3 separate regions of the Homo sapiens genome follow, and regions 1 and 3 are each linked to region 2. The links are chromatin loops, found by intact Hi-C in ENCODE. Cell type or tissue: A673. All regions are shown on one strand.

Region 1 (2,500 bases), 630 kb after region 2:
GGAATAGAGGATCATCAAGTACCACGCAGGTGGTACTTGACATCTACAGGGGTCCCTTTAACCCATCTAGAGGCAAAGGAAGTGTGGCAGTCTGGGCCATCTCAGATGGCTCTCTGGACTGCGGTCCCTCTGGAGCCAACCTGTTCAAGTTGGCACACAAAGCTTCCCTCTTAGCTGGGCCTCCATCTGTCCAGGCAGACCCAGTCACATAGTTTTGGGAAAGCAGTCTTGGGCAACCTTCTCTGGTCAGAAGGAGAATGAAAGACCCAGAGGTGGTAGTCACTGGACCCTGAGCAGGAGTCTTAGACATCCAGGGAGACAAACAGTCCCAGCTATAAGGACCTTGATTTAGCCTTTGCTGGAGAAATTATGATTAATGTACCTGAGGAGGAAGTTATCTGGGGTTTGAAGCTGTTTAAATGTCCAGGAGCAAAAGGACGTTAGGTCACCAGAGGCATAAAAGGAACTGAAGGGCCACAGTACTAAGAGAGAATCTCAATGACCTGCCCTCTCCTAGGGAGAAAGGAAGATGGAAGATAAGAATGAAGATGTTCTAATAGAGGGATGAAGGAAGAGGCGCTGCTCAAATGTGCTGGAATCACAGTGATGAACACAGAGCAGTTCTCCAGCATAGCCAGCCACCACGGGGATCCTGCACTGTGCTCTTACCACTACCCCGGGCACCCAAGATCAAGTGCAGGGGCTTCTGCCAGGGATTTGAGACGAGGGCAGCAGACCCTCAAGCTAAGCCTTCTAATTCTAGAGAATGTATTGCTATTGATGAAGGTCTGCCACGTAGATAGCGATTAGGTTTTTTTGTTTGTTTGTTTTGGTTTTTTAAAGATGGTGGAGATGAACAAAAATGGGAGACACATCCATCCTGGCTTGCAGACACCTTTCTGTCTTCGAAGGTGTTAATTCTGCCCAAGTAACCTCACCACACATTCATGTGCTGGGCCCACAGTGATGCTTATAAGTGAAAGAGTTATTGCCAGAAAATGTAGCTTGTGGATGGAAGGGACATAGTATTTCTCACCACCGCACTGGAGCTGAGTAGAACAACTTCAAATACAAAATATAAACTCACCCAAAATATTGACATGCGTGAATGTTGAAGTTGTCTTCAGTTCTACCTTAATCAAATTGGCGAACATAATCCAGTCTTACTAAGACAATTAAAGGGACACTTCTATAATTAGATGGAAAGGTGTTTTTTTGTTTTGTTTTTTCTAGGGATTTCATCATCCACCTTGCCAACAATCTAAAGAAAAAAACATGCAGATCTTATGGCACTAGAGCATACTCTAGTGGTGGTGAAGAAAAGCAAACACTTCCAAACTGCTATCTGTATCCACTGCTGGGGAGTACTAGGTAAATACTTCTTGTTTGGGCAAAAGGTTAGGTAGGATTGCCTCATAAAACAGCAAAGAAAATGGATGGAGCACTGTGTGACAACTCCACGCCATGTAATTCTCCCCTAAGAATAAGGCAAGTTCTGTTTTATCCAATGCTCAAAGCCAAAGGCAAACAAACAAGAATTATTAAAAATCTTAAAACAATCTAAAATAACATCCTACACCGTGAGGTTTTAGCGAAGCTTTTGGGTTTTTTTTTTTCTTCTTCTTCTTCTTAAATCTGAGCCACATTTAGACTTTCCCCTTAGAGATTCTGTTTAAAGAAAGGAGAGGGAGCAGATAATAGATATAATACCTAAAGCAAACTCCCTTCAGCCGTGACAGTGTTATTACAAACTTGAGTGAGTGCCATTATTTCGAATAAATCAAAACAATGGACCAGAACCAATTTTACATAAGAAAATATTGTTCAATTTGTTGCAAGCCATGGTGAAGACTCCTCTGGTCTGTCAAGTGATGGTTAATATAAGTAAGAACATCTGTCCTTGTTAAAGATAGCACTCATAAAAGCAAACTTATACATTTAACCAAGTAAACTCATTGCCATATGCTGTGTGTGTCTCCAAACTGAGGGAAATATATTCCCACGGTTTTAAATGTAAATTATACTCTTACATTCAAACTAACATGAACTAAAAGGAAGAAAAATCCAACATCACCACACACATAAAAAATAAAAAAACTTTTTTTAAAACCAGAAGCTTTGTGTTCTATTGTGTTTAGATTTAAAATATGGAACTATTTAGAAAGAATTAAAGAGATTATGTTTATTTGATTTCAAGTTATCTCAGCAAGAAACATATTTTTCATACCTCTTTGGAAGAACAGCAGGTCAAATGACACATTTGTGAGTGACTGTTTGAAATATTTCAGCCACGCCGCAGGGTCCGCCTGACCTGGGCACCGTAGATCGAGGGAACAAAGGCTTATGTTTTAAAAGTTCCTTTAAGAGCCTTTCTGGGGGAGGGGAAAGGGGGACACGGGAAGCTGTCACAACCTCGCTTTTTATTTTTATCCTATGACACTAATCAGTTTAATTATATTTCTAACCCATGACTTGGGATCATAATTAATTCTTCCAAATG
Region 2 (2,500 bases):
AACAAAAGGCATGAAAATGGCGGCTCTTCTGGGTATGGAAAAAATTTTCCTTTTCCTACATATTGACAGCCAGAGGGGGTTATTATTGAGAATATGGGTAAAGTTACCGCCAGTTTCTGCTGGTACTCATGTTTAAAAAGAAACTATGGAAACCAGGAGAAGGAATATTAATTAAGTTCAAATTTGGAATGTCTTTGCCAGGAGCAGATGAATGAATTCAATGAAGCAACCTGTTGGGTTGTAATTCAGTGTTTTGTTAGTACTTTAATAGAATGCTGAACTTTTCAGAAATTAATACTTTGTTTTAATAATCTTATTAAAAAGTTATTTCTTGATAAGATTAGTCCTGGAATGTGATTTTTTTAAATTTAAAGAACCAGTATATATTTTCTTTCTTTTTCACAATTTTAAATATTCTTATTGGTTATAACTAAAAAATGTTTAATACATTTAAAAATATTAATACATTTACATGTCAATAAAAAGCACAAGAAAATAAGAGGCAAGTAAAATGTCTTTCCCCCTCCAAACTTTCTGTCTCCTCCTACCTCTAGATGAAGAAACCTGTTATCAGTTTGTTGTGGATACTTTAGAGATATTATTTGCACTTAACTACTGGCCTACAAGGGCACCAACTGTTCCAAGGCCCTTTGATGATTACATCTTTTGAGTCTTATTTCCTAAGAACACATGCTTTTTAAAATAATATTTTCTAATAGTGAAAGTAATATGGATGCCTGGAGAGGGTAATGCTAATGAGAAAATACAAAATGGGGAAATTATTCACCTGAATAAACCTGGAGAGTTTACAAATAAAGCTTCACTGGTCACTGAAGGGTTTAAAGGAAGTTTCCACTTTACAATGTAAATATGTTGTGGTCGTCTTAGTTCTTAGACTAATTTGCTTCTTTCTGGTGGGGAGGATAGCAATTTGAGAAAACACTGACTAAATCGAAAATCGGCTCCATTTAAATGTGAAGCTGCGTTCTAAACACAAGCATAGTCTGCTGAAGGGCTCTGAACATTAAGCTGCATGCCTTGCTGAGTTTTATTCCAAATAGACAACAGCAGATGGTAACAATGCACTTCTCATAGATGGTAGGAGGGAGGCAGTCTTGTTTCAAGTAATACTATTTCTGGGCGATAATCCAAAATGCGCAGTAGGCAGAAGTTAAAAGGAGGCGCTTGCTTTTAGGTTTTAAAAATATATCCCTTAATCCTGGGTGATGATTGACAATCATGATTTAGAGTATGAGGGGCCTCTCTTTAATCCTGCAAGTTTGATGTTATTTGCGTATCTAGTAGGGCTTTTATTCAACTAAAACTAAGTGGAAGCCTGTGCAATTGATGCCGCATTTCAGAATTGATTCTTGGCCTGGTACTCTATTTACAGATTAGTAAGTACACAGGATCTGTCCTCCTCCTCATCTTTTTGAAATTTAAAGGTTCTAAAAGGCACATTTACAATTAAAATATTTATTGCTGTGTAAGAGTATGACCAGGAGATGACTTTTTTCTGTATAATTTAATTTCTTAAGAAGCAGTCTGTAAGATTATATTAATCCTGATTTGATTATCAAATTATGATATTAGCTATTGGTATTTATAAATGATTAAAATGTTGTCATTATTGACTTCATGTGCTTCGGTATAAGTTCTTTGGAGAAATTTTAATGAATTACCTCCAAGTCTCTTGCTCCTATTAGGTTTCTTGCAAAGCTTTTCTAAGGAATAGATCAATGTTAAGCCATTATATTACAATTGTTTTATCAGCTGTGACAATAATTTGATTTAAAATCACACATTAAAATAAAATTAGTTAAATCATAAACTCCAAAACAAGATGTCATTAAGAAAGGAAAATATACAGGAGTGAAAGTTAACAAATTTTACAGCAGAAACAGGAGTAATTTTTTTTGAGGCACTTAAGCACTGCGGTCAATGTCTTTGTCACAGTTCCATTCGACAAAGCGAAATAGACTACATGTGAAGCCCAAGTGTCTTTCCTGTATTCTCATGATGTTTTAAATTATGTAGTTTTTGGAGAATGTTTAAGAAGTTAAATACATTCATTACAGAAAATTTGGAAAGTACAGAAAAGTATGAAAAGAAAATAAACATGACCTTCATTCCCAACAGTCACTATTGGGCATCGTCTTCTATTTTTTTTTCTTATATTTTGTTGCAAGGATTTAGATATAAGGGCTAAAATGTACTTCCCAGGAGACATTCTGGCTGCTAGGAGTGTGTAGAAGCATTCAAAGTGGGTTCCTCTGGAGTCGGGTGAGTGACACAACCTGCTACAGGTTTGGTCTGTATTTTGTAAGCTGCGTCAGCAGAGCTTTCTATGAAAACCCCAGTGATGGGATCCTTTGTGTTTAGAATATATTCTAACCTAATAAGTGCATGTTGATAATACCTCTTTCTGTTAACATTTCAAAAGCCCGTTTTGCTGTAGAATCATGCATTTGATATTTAAAAGCTAATGAATCCAACTGAT
Region 3 (2,500 bases), 380 kb after region 2:
GCGCACTCCCGTAATTCGTTAATTGCTGTAAATCCCAAGGACGGCCACATTTGAGTACACATACAGTATAAGAACCGACAACAAAGCGACGAATTAATTACCAACTTCATTAACATAGGTCCCCAAATTAAAGGCAGCGAGCTGTTTCTTTGGGCCCACTGGCCGTGGTGGTGATGGTAGTTGGTGGTGGGTGGGTGGCGGGGGGTGGGGTATTTAGGAAGAGATTTTATTTTTCTTTTCCTGCACTGGGTGTTGTGAAGCAAGAGCTGTCTTCTGCTCCCACCCCCACCCAGCTTATTCACACACACTCACCAGTTCCACTAGCCACCCCCCACCCCACACTCCGCCCAGTCTGTTTTTGCTTTTCTAGGGACTCGGATCCGTTTGAAACCTGTCCGGTCCCTGCTTTCTATGCCAGGCAAAAAAGTTGGGCTGGGGGTCGCACTCTCCGGCTCGGGCCCCCAGGTCCCATCACTTCCCAGCCTCTGGGCTCGCAGCCCGGGGCTCGGGCGGCGCCAGCCCAGGTAGCTCCAGGCCTCGCAGTGTCGGTCGTTTGGTGGCGTTTGTTCTAACACAGAAACTGTTTCCAACGGGGGCCTCCCTCGTTCGCTCTCTTCCACGATATCTTGTCGACCTCACACTCGCATCCTCGAGGCCCGATGTGGTCCCAGCTACTTCTCCTAAATGGGCCCTGAGATTAGATTCCGGGGTTCGTGTTCCCTGCAGTCTGTCGTGGGCTTCTCAATTCCAAAAAACCCCAGGAACCTACCAGAAGCCGGGGTCTCTCACTCGGGGATCATTTATTTATATGTGTAAGGATATTTATAAGGGCGTAGGGAATAGAGAAGACACTGAGTTTTAGAAAATAGTTTGTTCTTGGACTTGTGTATCTTTCTCTCTCTGTTTTCCCTACATGCCCACATCGCACTCCCAGGCCTCCCTCCTTTACCCTTTCTGGCCGTCAGCGTGCTCTGGCCCTGTCTGAGACGGCATAGTGGTGTTTTTGAGTTTCAGTCTGACTTGCTTTCTGCCTGTCATCCACACACTTATTGCTGGGGTTGAATGTGATAACCCAGTCACTCCCTAACCCGCCATTCTCCAGCATTTACTTAAATATTTTTATCTTCCATCTTACATTGCATGGGTTTCCTTTCTTCCCTTCCCTAAAAACAACAACAACAAAAAAAAAAAAAAAAAAAAGAGAGGAAAGGAAATTTCGGAGTAAAGGAAGCAGGGGAAAAGAGGGTAAGAGAAGAACTCCCTGTCCATCATTTTAATTATACAATTAGTTCACATGCTCCGGCCCATAATGTATATTTTAAGCAAAGCCCAGTGTCTTTAAAGAACATTCTGGTAATGTCGGAGGCCTGGATTTGTTGCCTGCTCGTCCCCCCGTGCAGCAGCGGCCTGTTTTCCTCCCCCTGTTGTGTGTTTTTATTATTTTCCCTCTGGCTTAGATGTGTCAATCATTCTCTCCCTGCCATTGGTTGGAGAGTTTGCGTCAAAAAGTTGCCAGAGAGGCGCTTTCTCAGCAAATCTCCCTGAGAGCGGGACCGGCCTCAGCTCCAACACAGCCTCCACTGTGATTAAAAATAAAAATTGCTAGAGCAGCCCTCACTCGCCACATCTACTTTGTATGTATTGCAGAGGGGCCCACGCGTGTTTAGAACTCTAGCCGCCTTCCTCATTTTCGTTCTTTAAAAAAAATTTTTTTTGGTTGTGTTTGACTTTTCATGGAAGGGTGAAGACTGCAAGGTTTCTAACTCAATACTCTTGATTTCTTTTAGGATAGCTGGCTATTTGGAATTTAAAGGATATTTGACTTTTTCTAACCTCCCATGAGGCTGTAAGGTAAGTGTCCGTCTGTCTTGTCTATATCCATATCTACGTGTCCCCGTGTCTGTCGGCCATCACCCCAGTACCTCCAATAGACCGACCGATGCCCCTCTGCGAACGTGGAGTTCTGTAGGCGGATGTATTTTTTCTCTTACAAATTTTGAGGTGTAATAACGATCGTTGCAAAAAGAAAAATGTGATCTAGAGATGAGAGCGGTAGTGGGAGAGAGGCAGAGAGCGTGCTCCTGGGGGTCGTCGCTTCTGCAAAACGTCGTCGAAACGCTGCGAATGTAATCTGGGGTGTTTTGGAAGGTTTTGTTTGTGGTTTTGTTTTTATGTCAACGCCGTTCTGGGCTTCTCCCGCGATCTTTGCGTTTTGGCCCCCAGATTTGGTTGGGGTCGTTTGGATGGATCCCAGGGACCTTTTTAGAGTCCGAGACAAAAAGATGCAGATGTAACTAGATGGATGGATTGAAACAACAATAATAAAAAGCCAGGCGCCTCCTTGGGCCCGCGCGCCGGAAGCTCGGTTCGCTTGCGGGTCGGCCTGGGCCGGGGGCCGCCGCTCGAGCCCCTGTCGGCCCCTGTTGAACGTGAGCGGAAACCGGAGCGGATAACCGAGGAGGCTGGGAGCGCTGGCTTCTCGTCCGCCCCGGCGCTCACT

Evidence for each region. Peaks named below come from ENCODE experiments on the same cell type or tissue, not always from the same donor. Only the 100,000 strongest peaks of a DNase experiment are listed, where the experiment ranks them.
Region 1: it touches region 2 in a loop (6-fold over the local background); 13 of 110 quality-filtered maps call a loop at or near these places.
Region 3: a loop joins it to region 2, with 5 times the contacts of the local background. A loop is called at or near these places in 2 of 110 quality-filtered maps.

What each region holds. Positions count from the first base shown.
Region 1 is chr14:56,554,938-56,557,437 of GRCh38, reverse strand. No RefSeq gene overlaps it. Among named protein-coding and RNA genes, the nearest start is that of TMEM260, 24 kb to the left of the region's middle. In A673, a CTCF peak has its summit at 1,317; a DNase peak (open chromatin) is centred at 1,297; H3K27ac peaks cover 1,524 bases.
Region 2 is chr14:57,187,886-57,190,385 of GRCh38, reverse strand. No RefSeq gene overlaps it. Among named protein-coding and RNA genes, the nearest start is that of EXOC5, 80 kb to the left of the region's middle. In A673, a CTCF peak has its summit at 1,107; a DNase peak (open chromatin) is centred at 1,115; H3K27ac peaks cover 709 bases.
Region 3 is chr14:56,809,510-56,812,009 of GRCh38, reverse strand. It overlaps OTX2 (orthodenticle homeobox 2), which reads left to right and starts at 1,531. Exons shown (of 5, transcript NM_021728.4): 1 at 1,531-1,634; 2 at 1,788-1,851. It also overlaps a transcript of OTX2-AS1 not described here. RefSeq lists an enhancer at 1-151. In A673, no CTCF peak of the experiment used is centred here; DNase peaks (open chromatin) are centred at 39, 199, 989, 1,489 and 1 weaker place; H3K4me3 peaks cover 2,353 bases; H3K27ac peaks cover 2,500 bases.